Regions from separate parts of the Homo sapiens genome. Here region 2 is linked to region 1. Evidence: chromatin loops called from intact Hi-C (ENCODE). Cell type or tissue: A673. All regions are shown on one strand.

Evidence for each region. A loop is a pair of places that touch in the nucleus more often than their neighbours do. Peaks named below come from ENCODE experiments on the same cell type or tissue, not always from the same donor. Only the 100,000 strongest peaks of a DNase experiment are listed, where the experiment ranks them.
Region 2: a loop joins it to region 1, with 6 times the contacts of the local background. A loop is called at or near these places in 2 of 110 quality-filtered maps.

Annotation. Positions count from the first base shown.
Region 1 is chr13:112,602,191-112,610,190 of GRCh38, forward strand. It overlaps a transcript of TUBGCP3 not described here. Among named protein-coding and RNA genes, the nearest start is that of TUBGCP3, 18 kb to the left of the region's middle. RefSeq lists silencers at 4,185-4,234, 4,265-4,494. In A673, a CTCF peak has its summit at 4,384 (motif pointing left); a DNase peak (open chromatin) is centred at 4,311; H3K4me3 peaks cover 840 bases; H3K27ac peaks cover 360 bases; H3K27me3 peaks cover 517 bases.
Region 2 is chr13:112,093,318-112,101,317 of GRCh38, forward strand. SOX1-OT (SOX1 overlapping transcript) reads left to right here. Exons shown (of 4, transcript NR_120392.1): 2 at 2,158-2,314; 3 at 4,999-5,157. Among named protein-coding and RNA genes, the nearest start is that of LINC00404, 9.3 kb to the right of the region's middle. In A673, no CTCF peak of the experiment used is centred here; DNase peaks (open chromatin) are centred at 4,174 and 4,594; H3K4me3 peaks cover 1,131 bases; H3K27ac peaks cover 3,464 bases.

The DNA.
Region 1 (8,000 bases):
TTGCTTAATATATTTTAATACACTCTCCAGTGTCTTTAGCCCTTCAGTCCTAAGGAATTAGAGGAAAGCATCAAGGGAGAAATCTGATAAGACATTTGAAAGAAAGAAGTTAATGAGTTTCCGGATGATTAGAGCGCTTATTCCCCTTCTGCTTGAACAAAGCGCTTCACCCAGATTAATAATATAAAGATGGAGAGCCTCTGTCCACCACAGAACCTGCAGCTGCAAACTCTTCCGTGAGCCACCACCGTGGTCAGAGGAGGTCTCAAAAGACCTTCTGAATAACTCTCTTTTCCCTCGGCACTGAGCATTGTACTCCATGATTGATTTGAAACACATGAATGCCCAGACGGGCCATTTATTTCTATAAATATATGTTATAAATTACCCTGGCGGCAGCAGGCTTCAGTTCACCTCTGCATAGGAGAGGAAAACATTTGTTCTTTGTCATATTTTTATATTTCATCTGCCTCACAAAACAATTGAGTGGGCTAGTGACCAACCATGCACTGCCACTGCTAAGTGTTCATTTTACCGAACGTTAGCTTGAATGTATTTTGAAAGATACAGCTGGAATTTACAGATGAGTCTGTATAATTTGAGGCAGACACTCAAAACCAAGAAACTCCCCCATCATGTGTTTTACACATTAACGGTTTTATTTTGCACAAGTTATATTTCTACACAAATGGCCCAGCTAACATTTATTTAGTGTATAATGTGACTATAAGATTACCATGTAAATATTCCCAAAGCAAGACCTGCATTATAGTCTGGTGTGCAAAGTCGGTTTTCTGTTAAAAAGCAGCTGATTTAATAAAGCACAGAAAGAGCTTGAGGCCGAAGACTGGGGTTAGGTGGCTCTACTACTGACGAGAAGAAATCATTTTACTTCCTCGCGCCTGCATTCTCAGCTAAGAAACACAAACTCTAGTATTTTATCAATTGTGGATTCTTACTGAAAGAACCAAATGGATCACAACCCATAAAGTTTGACCTTGCCTTCCGATTCTCCTCCAGGCTTCTCCATCCATGATCACAGATTTGCATACAAGAAGAACCGCAAAGTTATCTTTGCAGTTTCCCAGCCTATCTTTGTATTAAAAGTTCCAGAATTTACTCCACCTAAAACTGGGCAAGTCTTTGCTCTTTCCTAATGATTTTATTTAACTACTAAATCTCTAATATTTGGTAGATTTTGTTTTTTTAAAACTTAGAAGATATGAAGAATTCCATATAACGGTCCTAAATGTGCTAGGTGTGGTGGCTCACGCCTGTAATCCCAGTGCTTTGGGAGACTGAGGTGGGCAGATCGCAAGGTCAGGAGATCGAGACCATCCTGGCCAACACGGTGAAACCTTGTCTCTGCTAAAAATACAAAAGAAATTAGCCAGGCATGGTGGCATGCGCCTGTAGTCCCAGTTACTTGCGAGGCTGTGGCAGGAGAATTGCTTGAACCCGGAAGGCAGAGGTTGCAGTGAGCTGAGATCGCGCCATGGCACCCAGCCTGGGCAACATGAGTGAAACTCCATCTCAAAAAAAAAATCCTAAATGTTAGTAACAGTCACAAATTTATCATGCCTAGCATTTTTATCTCGGCTTATGGAATGGGGCCAAAGCTAACATACACAGAGTGAAAGGAAAGCAGAGAAGGAGGAAGGGAGAAGAGGGCAGAGGGAGGATGGAGGGAGAGAGGCTGTTCTGCTCTCTTGATTGATATCGATAATTGCTTTCTGCTTTCTTCATCCCAAATTGGTGCTCTTAACTCTCCTATTCTAGAAGCAAGAGCTAGAACAGAGACTGCAACACTGTCCACTTCCTCTGTTCAAATTTAGTCCTCCCTGGGATCCTATAGCAGTTTTCCAGTCAAAAAATGTGTTAATGGTGAACTCATAGAATCACTATTTCCAGTGAGAAAACAATCCAGTCAAATTCAAATGCTTTGCTCTCATTTGACCTACCAGTCTCTTATTAGGTTTCATTCCAGATCTTTAGAGTCTTGTATTATGGCTTTTTGTTTTCAATTCATGCATTCTTTTTATATTTCCAAGGTTTTCTTTGGGTATCTTTTAGTTTGAGAAACTATCTTCAAATATTCACCAACACACTTGTTTGTTTTGTTGTTGAGACAGGGTCTCACTCTGTCATCCAGGCTGGAGTGCAGTGGTGTCATCACGGCTCACTGCAGCATTGACCTCCCAGACTCGAGTAATCCTCCCACCTCAGCCTCCTGAGTAGCTGGGACTACAGGCATATGCCACCATACCCAGCTCATGTTTTAATTTTTTGTAGAGATGAGGTCTTGACATGTTGCCTAGACTGGTCTCGAACTCCTGGGCTCAAGCAACCCACCCACCTCAGACTCCCAAAGTGCTGTAATTACAGAAGTGAGCTACCATGCCTGGCCCAAATTTATTTTTATTTCATTGGCAAAAATAAGTTTTTTCCTGCTCCTAAGATAATAAATGTGCATTGAAAAATTTGGAAACCACAAAAAATACCCAAAGGATAAAAGTCAGGAGACAGCCCTGGTAATGGGTTAGTGCTGTCCACCCAGTCTCTCTCCACCGCGTGTGTGCATACACTTGTGATTGCACTACACATGATATTTTATAACCTCCCTTTTCACTCAATATCATATCTCATATTTTTCTATGTCATCAAAAAGGCTAACCCTTGGCTATTGAGGGCCTCCTAATACCCCATCACATGGATGTGCTGCTCTTTATGGGATTAATTTCCCTCTTCAAACATGACATCTGGCTTGTCTTTACATTTTTAAATTCTTCGCTATTACATATAAGAAAGTAAAAGCCATTCTAAAAGCAGCTTGGGGCCGGGCACGGTGGCTTATGCCTGTAATCCCAGCACTTTGGAAGGCCGAGGCGGGCAGATCACTTAAGGTCAGGAGTTTGAGACCAGCCTAGCCAACATGGTGAAACCCCGTTTCTACTAAAAATACAAAAAAATTAGCCGGGCCTGGTGGCAGGCACCTGTAATCCCAGCTACTCGGGAGGCTGAGGCAGGAGAATCACTTGAACCCGGGAGGCGGAGGCTGCAGTGAGCCAAGATCGCACCACTGCACTCCAGCCTGGGTGACAGAGCGAGACTGTCTTAAATGATAATGATAATAATAATAATAATAATAACAACAGCTTGGGACCCAAACCATTGGCTGAAGCCCATCTGTAAAGTCATGAATTTGGAGTAGACAATCACACAGGCTCTTTATCCCAACCTTTCCATGGAGCTCAGGCTGTCAGCCACCTCTTCAGAAGTCGGAATGCCTGGAGAGCCCTTAGTCCACGTGTCAGCTGCGCCTCCGTCTTCTGCCTCCACTTTGTCCTCCACCATTTGACCAGGCAGTGCTGGGAAGCAAGGAGGGGACCAGGCTGGAGCCTTAAGTCCTGGCGCAGCTGTCGACCGTCAGTGCGGCCACTGCAAAGCGATGTAAATGTCCCAGAGTGGGGCAGCTGGTCGGTAAGACGATGTCACAGACGCCTGGGAAGAGGAATGCACTGGATAAAACGCTGCGTCACTGAACTCTTATTCACAGCCCTGAGCATCCGCCTTTGATTATATTCATAGCCTTGAGGAAGAGCTAGAGATGAGGCATCTTTCCTCACGGAACAGCCGACACAGATATTACAGCCTGGCTTTGGGCTTCAGGAGACGGGCTCAGAGACATCAAGTGCTCTGCCCAAGATCACACAGCAGTGAGTGGCTGAGCAGAGGCCAGACCCCTCCCGCAGCCACTTTGTAATGGCGGCTACAATCACCGAGACGGGCTGAATTTCAAAGCCTCTATTTAAACAATGATGAGCTACAAAATGCATTCTTACTTCTTAGGTTAACACTTTACTCATAAATTAGGAGATTAAAAAGTCGATATAAAATGTATAAAAAATCTTCACCAGATGACTTCCACCGTGTCAGGAAGCTGCTATTTCTGTTACGTTTTACTGTTCTCTTCCCCAAATCCCTGGCGTGTTGCCTGGAAATTCGCGATTTTCTGTAACTCTTCTTCTAGCTCCGAGGATTTCGTTTGAAATTCCTGCCGCAGTCGGAAACATTTTGGAAGACCGCATTTGAGCATTTGATGCAGAAAAAACACACTCCCGGTTACCAGCAAGATCGCTGTGGGGAATGAGGCACTCGAGAAAATCTACATTTGGCTCTGAATTTTCTCAACTTCTTTCCTTCCTCTAGGGAAACAGAAGCGCGGAAAGGCGCCCTCTCCTTCCCTCAGTCTGAGGCTCTTGCCCGCCAGGCCCTTCCCGACTCCGCCCAGGCCACGGGCTGCCCCACCCACACCGGCCGCCTGAGGGGAAGCGGCGGCACCGCCCGCGCGGGTCCGGCCCTGAGGCGGCCTGGTGCTGCCCCCTGCCGTCCAGCGGGAATCGCAACCGATTTCAGAGACGAAATCTAAGAGTAACTGTCAGATGATTAGGAGGGTTCTCCCAGTTCTACAAATGAGTCTATTTGATCGTGGTCCACAATCTTTGCCTGACTGAAAAAGGCGGTTTTCAGAATGCGGAGGAGCTCGTTCCACCCTGCACGAGCAAGAGAACGTTGGAGGCTGCAAGGTGCCCTGCAAAGCCCTTCAGAAAGTCCTGGTGAAATCCCAGTGCCAGAGACGACTCCGAGCGAGATACTGCTTTGGACTTCCGTGTTCCAATCCTCAAAGTAGATTTCACTTGCAGGATTTTGAGAGGTTTAAAAAATACCTGGCAGGCATGTAAAAATGGCAGCAGTAAAAGAGGGTATGGAATTTTTATTTGTAGATTTCAATATATGAACTTTTTCAAGATTACATGAATAAGATCAATAGAGAGATTCACTTTAGCATACTGAGTCTGTTTTTAAATGAACCTTAATTTAGCATTATACATATGTCAGGATTGCATTATTTTATATATTAAAACTAATCCAAGATTAATGGGAAAATAGAGAATCTAAATTTATCCAATTATTTCAATAGTAGTACTTAATAAAGCTCCGGCTGTAGAGATTTATTGATTCGGCAAACAGAGATGGTCTCATCTCCACAGCACAAGAAACCCTGTGCATCACAAATGAGTTTCACGGGTTTAAAGTAAAATTTCTAGTAGCTGTTTTTTAAAAGTGTAAAATTAATTAATTAAGATTGTTTTATCTTGTATCTTACTTTGCAACCAGTAACATTGTGGCTTCAGAGCCACAAGTCCTAAATTTGAATCCAAGGCTGGCCTCTAGGCAAACACCTCTCAGATGCTAGATGGTGCCTTTGAAATAAGCACGTGTTATATAACCCAGTGTGCACAGAGGCCTCATGCCCACAAACTGTTGCTACCTGGGAATGTCAGATAGTCCTGCCTGCCACTGTCACCCCTGAACTGTATGACTTGTTTCTTCTCCTATGGCCTTGACTCTTGGTTCTTGACTCTGGTATTCACTTGGCCCTGGTGTCATCCATACTAACATGTTGTATATAAGATGCATGTGTACAGTGAGTTTTTATTTTTCTAATTACAAAATGAATAGATGTTCATTAAAAAATTACACCTTGCTGAAATCTGAACTAGACCAGATTAGCCTTGCAAGGCTCTGAAAACCAAATTGTTACTGGAATTACAGTTCACAAAAATAGGCCAGGTCCTATACACTGAACCTAAACAAAGCTACTGTCTGTTAAAAATCAGAAACTTAAATAGGATCAAGAATCTTGGCATAATATTAAAAGTGTGCAGGATACAAGCAAATATTGCTTGTCACAACAAGAAGCAGGAGAAACACAACTTGAATAAGAAAAGACAATCAGCTGACACCACAGTAAAGTAAATCAGAAGGTGGAGTTATAAGATGCTCAAAGCAGCCACAACAATGCTTCAACAAACAATTATGAACTCAGTTGAAATAAATGAACAAATAGGAAACTTAGCAAAAACGAGAAATTATTTTAAAAGGACCAAGTAGAAATTATAGAACTGAAAAGTAAAATAACAGAAATGAAAACATGCTAAATGAGCTTAATAGCAGAATGGAGACGAAAGAGGTTAGAACCAGTGAACATGAAGACTGAGCAATAACATTTACACTCTGAACAACAGAAAGAAGATGGACTAAAAAAAATGAACAGAGCCTCAGGGTCTATGGGGCAGTAAGAAAAGATCTAACATTCACAGCATTAGAGTCCCATAGGAAAGGAGAGTGTGGGGCTGAAAAGAAATTATATCTGAAAACTTTCCAGATTTGGCAAAAGACATAAATCTACAGATTCAGGAAACTGAGAGAATGCCAGTTAGGATAAACCCCCACAAATTCACACCAAGTCACATCAGAATAAAACCTTTTCAAAGACAAAGAAGCAAGCTTAGAAATCTGAAACCATGGAGTCCAGGAGGAAAGGAGCTGAAAGAAAAAGACTGTCGGCTGCAAATCCGAGACCTGGCAAAATGAGTCTTCAGGAGTAAAAGGGAAATAAAGACATTCTCAGACAAAGGAAAACTAACAGAAATGGGCTGAAAGAAACCTGCTGAACAGAAAGAAAATGTTAAAAGAAGACCAAAAATTGATTGGGCACAGTGGCTCACACCTGTAATCCCAGCACTTCGGGAGGCTGAGGCAGGTGGACACCTGAGATCAGGAGTTTGAGACCAGCCTGGCCAACATGGGAAACCCTGTCTCTACTAAAAATACAAAAATTAGCCAGGTGTGGTGGCGTGCACCTGTAGTCCCGGCTACTCGTGAGGCTGAAGCAGAAGAATCACTTGAACCTGGGAGGCAGAGCTTGCAGTGAGCCAAGATTTTGCCACTATACTCCAGCCTGGGCAACAAGAGTGAAACTCAGTCCCAAAAAAAGAAGACCAAAATTTCATCAATAAGAGAAGAGCAATAAAACTATTCCTTTTTTTTTTTTTTTTTTTTGAGATGGAGTTTCACTCTTGTTGCCCAGGCTGGAGTGCAATGGCGCGATCTCAGCTCACTGCAACCTCTGCCTCCCGGGTTCAAGCAATTCTCCTGCCTCAGCCTCCCAAGTAGCTGCTATTAACAGCATGCACCACCATGCCCGACTAATTTTGTATTTTTTAGTAGAGACAAGGTTTCTCCATGTTGATTAGGCTGGTCTCAAACTCCTGACCTCAGGTGAACTGCCTGCGTCAGCCTCCCAAAGCGCTGGGATTATAGGCATGAGCCACCGCGCCCAGCCAATAAACTATTCTTTATCTCATGAGTTTCTTAAATAATATTTTATGGTTAAAGCAAAAAAAAAAAACAAAAACAAAAACAAAACATAACCCCAGCCTGGCCAACATGGTGAAACCCCTTATCTACTAAAAGAAAAACACACAAAAATTAGCCAGGCATGGTGGCACCCACCTGTAATCCCAGCTACTTAGGAGGCTAAGGCAGGAGAATTGCTTGAACCCAGGAGGTAGAGGTTGCAGTAAGCCAAGATCGCGTTCCACTGCACTCCAGCCTGGGCAACAGAAGAGACTCTGTCAAAAAAACAAACAAACAAATAAACAAAAACACAACCCCATCTGGTGTGCTGTGCAATGTATGTAGAGTAAAAACTTGAGACAATCATATTTTAAAAGTGGGTAGGGTAGGGCCTAACACAAGCAGCATTTCAAGGCTTGACTTGAAGTGGTGAAACGTTAATACAGTAGCCTAAGATAATTTATTTATGTGCACTACAGCACCTAGAGCAAGTGCTAGAAAAGTTACACAAAGTGATATACTGAAGAACTGTTATAGATAAATTCAGATATATTTCTAAAAAAAAGTTCAAGTGATTCAAGGCAGAAAAGAGAAACAAAGGAATAAGAAACAGAAAAAACAGACACAAATAATAAAATGGCAGACTTAAGGCCTAAAATATCAATAATTACCTCAAATGTAAATGACATAAATATACCAATTAAAAAAAGATTAGCAAGCAGCACAACTCAATTACATGCTGTCTATAAAAAGCTCACTTCAAATATAATGATTTACTGTATTAGTCCATTTTCACA
Region 2 (8,000 bases), 510 kb before region 1:
AGGGCACCTGCTTGTATAACTTAGGCGACACTTTGCTCCCTGTGTGCCAAGGTACCCTGGGACCTCACAGCAAGCTCACAGGGGTGCCAACAACATTGATATTTTCAATGTTCAAGGGAAACACAGTGATAACTGTTGTCTGTGGACACCGCACAAACTAGTAGCCCGATATGGTTCATGGTTCCATATGAGACAGGGCTACAACCCTCATGGCAGCAGCCTTGTCTCTGTGAATCTGGGTTTTGACATTTGCTGCAGTATAAAAGCAAGTACCCCACAAAAATCAAAGCAGAAAATGAAACGAAGGTGGCAGCTGCAAAATCTCCTTCCAATGGCAGGCACACACATGCCATTAGTAAGAAATTATGATTATTAAAGAATTTAATTACAATCTCACTCTTCTGTCTCTCTTTTTGGAATTCTTTGGAAAAAAAAAAAAAGAGGGTTATTTACCATGCAGAGTTTCCCACGGTCTGGGTTGCCAATTGCATCCGTGGTATCCTTTATCATTGCCTCTTCCGTGACTTTTCTGGGAACTGACAGTTGGCCTCAGAGTCCTGATACTGTTCAGGTTTGATTCAAGGGCAAAAGGGAAGCAGCGTGACTTCCGGGAGTTGGTGCCATTGAGGGTTAATGCGTGAATCCATTCGTTAATTAGGAGATGCGAAATGCTTTTTCAAATTCTATCATTACTGTAATGTATTAGCTATAATACTTCTACAAAGGAAAAAATATGTCTTCTTGACTATTAGGTTACCCAGTGGTAGAGTTAGTACAGAAACCAGAATGCACATGCTACAATCTTTCCCTTTACTTACCAGTTTTCAAAATAACGAATCAGTTCCTTATATGCACTGTATTTTGTGCATTTAGAAACATTATCCTGAGAAGGGGTTCAGAGGCTTCACCACAGTGTCAAAGGGGCTGATAGTGTCCATGGAACTCCCATTTTAGACTATTCCAGGAGTCACAGAGGTCAATTTGACATCTTGGGCTTACAACAAAGATGTTCATTTTAAGCCATGACCTGATTTAAGTAAATCAAATTTGCCCTTGGGTTTTTGCCAATGTCAACCCTCCCAGAGTCCACTGCTGTTCAACCTCTTCTCTTCTAAGTCCCAGTGGATCTACAGAGTGATTCCAACTGATCGCTTCCTTTGTCTCCACAGCACTCAATCTTTGCATCTTGGTGGTTGGTGAAATTCCACCTTAGTTGTACTGTGATCTACACCGTATGTAGACCCTACAGTGGTAGCTGTGGTATAGGGATACTGATTTGAAGTCAGATGATCTAATTCAAACGTTGACTATGCTACTTACTAGCTTTGTAAACATGAAGCAAATTGCTTCACGTCTTTGAGCTGGTTTCTTCAAATGGAAAATGGCAAAAATGATATATAACTTGAAGGACTGTGAGAACTAAAGAAGGAAATATTCTTGAAAGATTGAGCCATTAGAGGTTCTCAGCAAATATTTGTTAAATCTGATTCTCAGTTCCCAAATGCAGGGGATTTGTTCATTAGATCTTTGGTACTGGCCATCGTAGTAAAAGAAAAAAAATTATTGCACTGTGAGATAGTTCCGATTTAGGGCTGTAAGCGATAACACATTCCCATCCATTTCAGCAAACTCTCTCTCTCCCTTCCTCTCTCTCCTTCCTTCTCCTTCCCTTCCCTTCTCTTGTTCTTCTTCTTCTCTCTCTCTGACTCTTCCTCTGTGTCTCTGTCTCTCTGTCTACCTCCGCCCCATATGTGTCTCTCTCCTAGAGGCGCAGGGCTGAGCTCTGACAGTCAGAGCTGTGTGATTCCGAAATGCTCCTGAGAGCAAGTTACACTCCACTCACGGCACAGCTGATCTTCCCTGGGCTCAACAAGGCTGCCCCAGTGAAGACATTCAATGCAGTTGGCTTCTCACCACCCTGGCTTGAAATGGCCACATCGGGCTCTAACCTCGAATCCAGTAGCTTCTGTACTGTGTCTCAGCCATCCCTACACCATCACGGTCCATCCCATTTGGTTAGTCTGAAAAACCAGTGATGTCCTCAGCACTCCCCAGGATTCTTTTTTGTGCCCCTCCCTGGTCAGAAAGCACGTCCATTTCTGAGAACTGCAACCTCCTCCAGCCATTCACCCACCAGGCCCTTCTCTTCTCTTCCAGATGGCTTGGCATCTTCTTCCGAGCAAGCGCAGCTCTCAGGCCGGGCCTGAGCCTGCAGCCTGTGTGCCCTCCATCATCAGGGCCCCCTCTCAGGACAGGCTACACCGAGGGTGGGACGGCGGACTTCCAGGGACACTTCCAAGTCGTGCCCATGCAGGTTTGGATATTACTGTTCCTACCGATTCCCTGTGTCTCCCTGAACCTGTTTCCTTATTTGTCACAAGGGCATGAGAAACACTCACCTCAGCCTTGTTAATAAGGATAAATAACAGATTTTTTCTTTTTTTTTTTTTTTATTTGAGTTGGAATCTCACCCTGTTGCCCAGGCTGGAGTACAACAGCGTGATCTCAGCTCACTGCAACCTCTGCTTCCTGGGTTCAAGCTATTCTCCTGCCTCAGCCTCCTGAGTAGCTGGGTTTACAGGCATGCGCCACCACACCCAGCTAATTTTTTGTATCTTTAGTAGAAATGGGGTTTCACCATGTTGGCCAGGCTGGTCTCAAACTCCTGACCTCGTGATCCACCTGCCTTGGCCTCCCAATTTGCTGGGATTACAGGTGTGAGCCACCGCGCCCAGCCAATAACAGATTTAAAGTGTCTCATGCCTGGTATGTGTCAGCAACCGTCAGAAACTTAACAGGCAGCAGCCCCCTTCCTCCTCCCTCCCCTTCCTCTGTCCAGGGAAAGGTTCTCCCTCGAGTTTGGTCTGAAGGCACTCCTCCTGGTCCCACGTTACCCTCAATAGTGCCCCACAGCTCCATGGTGAAAGCCCAGCTGTGGAGTCACACTCCTTGGGTCAAACCCAAGGCTGACACTTACTATGTGATTTACAATTAGGAAAAGGAGACAGGGCTCCTATGAAGATTAGATGAGGTTGTGAAGGTGCAGACAGCTGGGCTCCTGGTGCACACTGTGTTCTTATTAAACACTGTGGTCACAGTTGTCCATTCTCTGGGATCCTCAGTGCCTCCTGCCATTGGCCTCCTCTCTGCACTGCTGCAGCCCCCACAGCACTGTAGCTGCCCTCACTCCCCACTCTGAGCTGAGCTCCTTGCAGAGCTGTGTTCTCTGAGCCCCTCCTCCTTTCCGGTCCTGCCCCTCCACTCCCCCCGGAGTCATCCTGTGAGGGCTCACAAAGGCCTTTTACTTCTCCCCACACAATGAACATGCTGGGAACTTCCACCAACTGGACTTCCTATGGCCTTTGAGATAAGTGATAGTTCTTCCTCCTTGAAGTCTCTCCTCCCTTGGTATGTAACTCCAAGCAAGCTATACTCAATGTACACAAAACCATTTAGCATCTGTCATGGTTTCTCACTGTCTGTAGGATGACGTCTAAACTCTTTAGCATGGCATTCACATGGCTTACGATATGATTCCTGGAAAATAAGGTTCTGGTCTTATTTTCTCTGTTCCTTCATAGGCACCCTACTCCCCAGCAATATCAAAAAATCTTGCAATTTCCCAACCCCAACATCTTCTCCTACAACTCCATGCATTTTTGCTCATAGTACATTCCCTGCCTTCTCTGCCCTCAAGCAGAAAATTCCTACTCATCCTTTAAGACTCAATCCACTGCCAACCTTCTCAGAGAAGCAAGGCCTCCTGGAGCCATGCAGCAAGGGACTGGCAGAACAGGGTTCTACTAGGTTCTCCGAGCCGCACCTGACCTGCGTGGAGCCACCTCTGCCCACGGCCCTGGAGTGTGTCAGTGTGCACGGGTCCCACAAATCCTGGCACACATAACGGTAAAGACAATAGCAAGCGTGGGTGCCGTGCTCACTCTCAGACTGAGGCCAGGATGTTTCCGGATCATTCTCTGTCTTTGAGAGCATTTCCCTGACCCTATTCTAGTCCCCACACAGACAGTTCCAAGGCCTGAGAAATAAGCTGAGTTCTGAGCTCAGCCGCGATCCCGTTCATGGTAAGTGAAAGTGAAATGTGATCATTCCACAGAATTAGAGACTGGAAAGAGCTTCTGATTTTGGAAGAACAATTTTGTAAAATGGATTTGTATGCATAACATCCATTGCAGTTGGTGACGGTGGAGTCAGTGACTAATAAAAATGTCATTTCCTGTGATTTTTATAAATTACAGTAAATATGCCAGTAATCACCCACATTAGCTGCTAAAATGCAGGCAGCCAGCTGGAATAGAGGCCAGGGGACCCCACTGAGGCCTCAAGAGGGAGACCCCACAGGTACAAATTGACACCTAGGCAAACAGTAGTTAATACATGCTAGAATTTGGAGAAGGGTAAAGTGTTAAAATAAATGTATGTCAAGCAGACGAATTTGGACTTCTCCATGAGGATCTGTCACGTCAAACAGGAAATCGCTATAAATTACTTGTAATAGTAAAAATCTTGTCATTTATAACCTTTAAGGCGACGGGCTCATTTAACACATCAACTCACAGATCATAATCTAGGCGAGTCGGCCTGGGTATTTATTTCACTTTTAATGTGTAGAAGCTGGGGCAAGCCATGCATGAGCTGCGAAAGCCCTCACAGTGCCCTGTCGGCTCCTCAAGCCGTGGGACAGGCCAGAGAGATAACTGCCTGAGGCTTGGGGGATGAACACATCAAGATAGGAAAGCCCTTCCTGCTCCTGTAAAAATTAAGACATGCCTGAAAATGTCATGCCTTGGTTAGTCTCGTAATGAATAAATCCAAATAAATCCCACCATTATTCTGTTTATTTGTTTTACTTATAAGCTATTTGAAGTCATTGGAGCTGAAAGTGTGTTTCAACACGCCGAGCACATTTAGAGTATCTTGTAATCATCTTGCTAACCAGTGCACAGGCGAATGATGAGTGGAATTTTGTGTTTATTTCAGATACCTCAGTATACACTGCCCACAGTTAAGAAACCACGACCTGAGACATTGTTTTGAAGAGGTGAAAATGCCTCCACTCAAGTGGCCCAGGAGCGTGATCCAGGAAGACGAACACACAGAACCATCTTCTGCATGGTTTGAAAATTCAGTGGAAACTAGGTATTTATGAACGAGATGCTTACTGCAGTTTGCATGCACTGAGTAGACATTTGTGGATTAATTCATCTAGGGTTGGGGGAGAGGTTCCAAGAGGAGGGTAAGAACAAAGAACAGACACAGGCCCAGCTGACCATTCCCTTCAGTGAGAAAAAGACCCGCAGGCAGAGTTGAGCACGCGGCTCACATTCGCACATGCTTGGCATCATGAACCGTAAGGAAGAGCAAAGCTGGTTTCCAGAAAGACGTTAACTCACAGTCGTACTTCTCTCCACTTCCCTTGCTCCTCTCCCTGGCCTCTCTACATCTCCCTGCTCTCTCCTGCACCAGGGCTTGGTCAGTGCTTAACTCTGGCAGGTGCCACGAGTGCTGCCTGCTGCAGCTTGCTAGGATTCAGATGCCACTCATGAGGCATGGGCAAGTGTGAGCACACAGAAACACACACGCACACCTGCACAGGCACGTGCAGCCTCTGTGGGGCATGTTTAGAACTCCTGGGTCTGCTGGCGGGTACCTTTCCCCCTCGTGCTTTCCACGTGCAGCCAAGGCCTACTTCTATTGCAGTAAAAATTAGTCTCCGTGTCTGCCTGTCTGAACACAAGCTAACTTACAAGGAAACATGAAATTTAATTTTAAATTGAAGTTAAAAATTTTCCATTAGACTTAATTTAAAAATTTTTAGCTTCATTTTAAAATTTAATTAAATTAGATTTAACTGGTTCCTTGAAAATTGCTGATCTCTCTCTGAACGTAATCCTATTTTCAAAATTATGGTTGGTTTTCTTAGATTGATAGGGTCCTCAGTGTGGGGAGGGAGAGGTATTTGAAGGTGAATATGAGAGCATCTACAGGTAAAGAGTTTAGGCACAGTTTAGATCATGTAGAGAAAAATCTGTCATTTAGGGGGAGAAGCTGATTCTTGGAACCAAATTATTCAAATTAACCATATCCAATCTGCAGTGCCAAAACCAAAACCAAACCAACCAGCCTAAATTGTTCACTTTACTTTGGCAGGCACCAAATATGCATATGTGTATCAAATAAAGTGAACAATTGGAGTTCTTTCTCTAATTTAGATAATTTCTGGAAAAAAACCAGCAATCCACATCTTTTGCCTCAATTGCTAGATTATTACTGATGAGAGAATATTTATGTTTTTAACTTTTCTTTCTCCTTTGGGTGAGGTGGCTGGAATGGATAAATGTTTCAATTCTGCATTTCTAAACTCTGCATATCTATAGAGTCGTGTTGCATGTGTTACTCACATATGATTATTGACACATTTATTAATTTACAACAAAGTTAATTTCTATGGAACAATGGATAATTTTGAAAATATTCTGGATAAAATGTTACAAACTCATTATTCAATGAACTCAACAATGCATATTGTATTTCTTTGGTTCTAAGACACTCATTTTAAATATTTTTATCATCTCTGGAATCTAAATGCACCATTACCATCAGCGGCAACTTAGAATTACAATTGGCAGAGTTTTTTCTTTCATAGCAGCATGTAAAATAAAGATGCATCTTATAAATGGCATCTTAGGCTTGTTGAAATAGAAAAAGTGTGTGTGTGTAGAAGTAGCCTACAGATAATTTCTTGTCCCGATGGTCTCAGGGGTAAAAAAAATTGTTTGTGTCAAATATCAGCTATTCTTCCCTAATATTTCTTTATGTAGGGATTATAAATTATAACCCCAAACTTTTGCATAACTATTTTTATTCTAAAAACCTCTTGTCCTTATAATGAGTGGTTCATGCTAGTTTGCAGTGTGTATTCGACAGAGAATTTCTGTTGCTTTGTCCCCCGCTCCCATCAACTAAAAAAAATCTACAAATGAAAACTCTAGGAGACCAGTTTCCCATTCGGTACCAAAGCTAAAAATGAGTTCCCTCAACTCCTCAAAAAAAAAAAAAAAAAAAAATCAAAGTTAGTACCATTGAATGGGGTTTAGCTAATCTTATAAATTTTTAAATAAGCATGCCCACTTGCAACCAAATCCTGTGCTACATTTGTGCTTGTTCTCTGGGAAGTTTAGAAGGCAATTTCTGTAATGCAGAAAAGTCTGTACCACTGACCTCCCAGCCACGCCACAAGATATTTCTGGTCTGAATTCTTTCTATGTCTTTTCTCAGAGCCAGAAGTCTTGGAGAGCATTGAGAGGCAATTGTAAATATTAAGTCAGTTGGAGGTGATGTGGGAATAGTGGAGGGAAGAGAAACTATGTTTAGTGTTTTTTTTTTTTTTTTTTTGGTGGGGGGACGGAGTCTCCTCTGTCGCCCAGGCTGGAATGCAGTGGCGCGATCTCGGCTCACTGCAAGCTCCGCCTCCTGGGTTCATGCCATTCTCCTGCCTCAGCCTTCCGAGTAGCTGGGACTACAGGTGCCTGCCACCATGCCCAGCTAATTTTTTGTATTTTTAGTAGAGACAGGTTTCATTGTGTTAGCCAGGATGGTCTCGATCTCCTGACCTCGTGATCTGCCTACCTCGGCCTCCCAAAGTGCTGGGATTACAGACATGAGCCACGGTGCCCGGCCTAGATTTCTTTAAATTTTAAATGGTCGGGGTTCCAGAAAGGAAAATCATCCATATTAGTGCTACACTAGAACACCTATTCTTACCACAAGCATGCTGGCTGTGGAGCTTACAGAGACATGTGCACACATACATGCAGTGAATATCTAAATTTTGTTTCCTGACAGCTATGCCATTTAAGAGTTGAGGTTGATATTTCTTCACTTTCAGCCCTCTGCTCTCTACCTCATCTCATTCTTTCTGGGACCATCCTATATGCACGATTTAAAGGGAATTACCTATTACTTCAATTATTTGTTTCTTA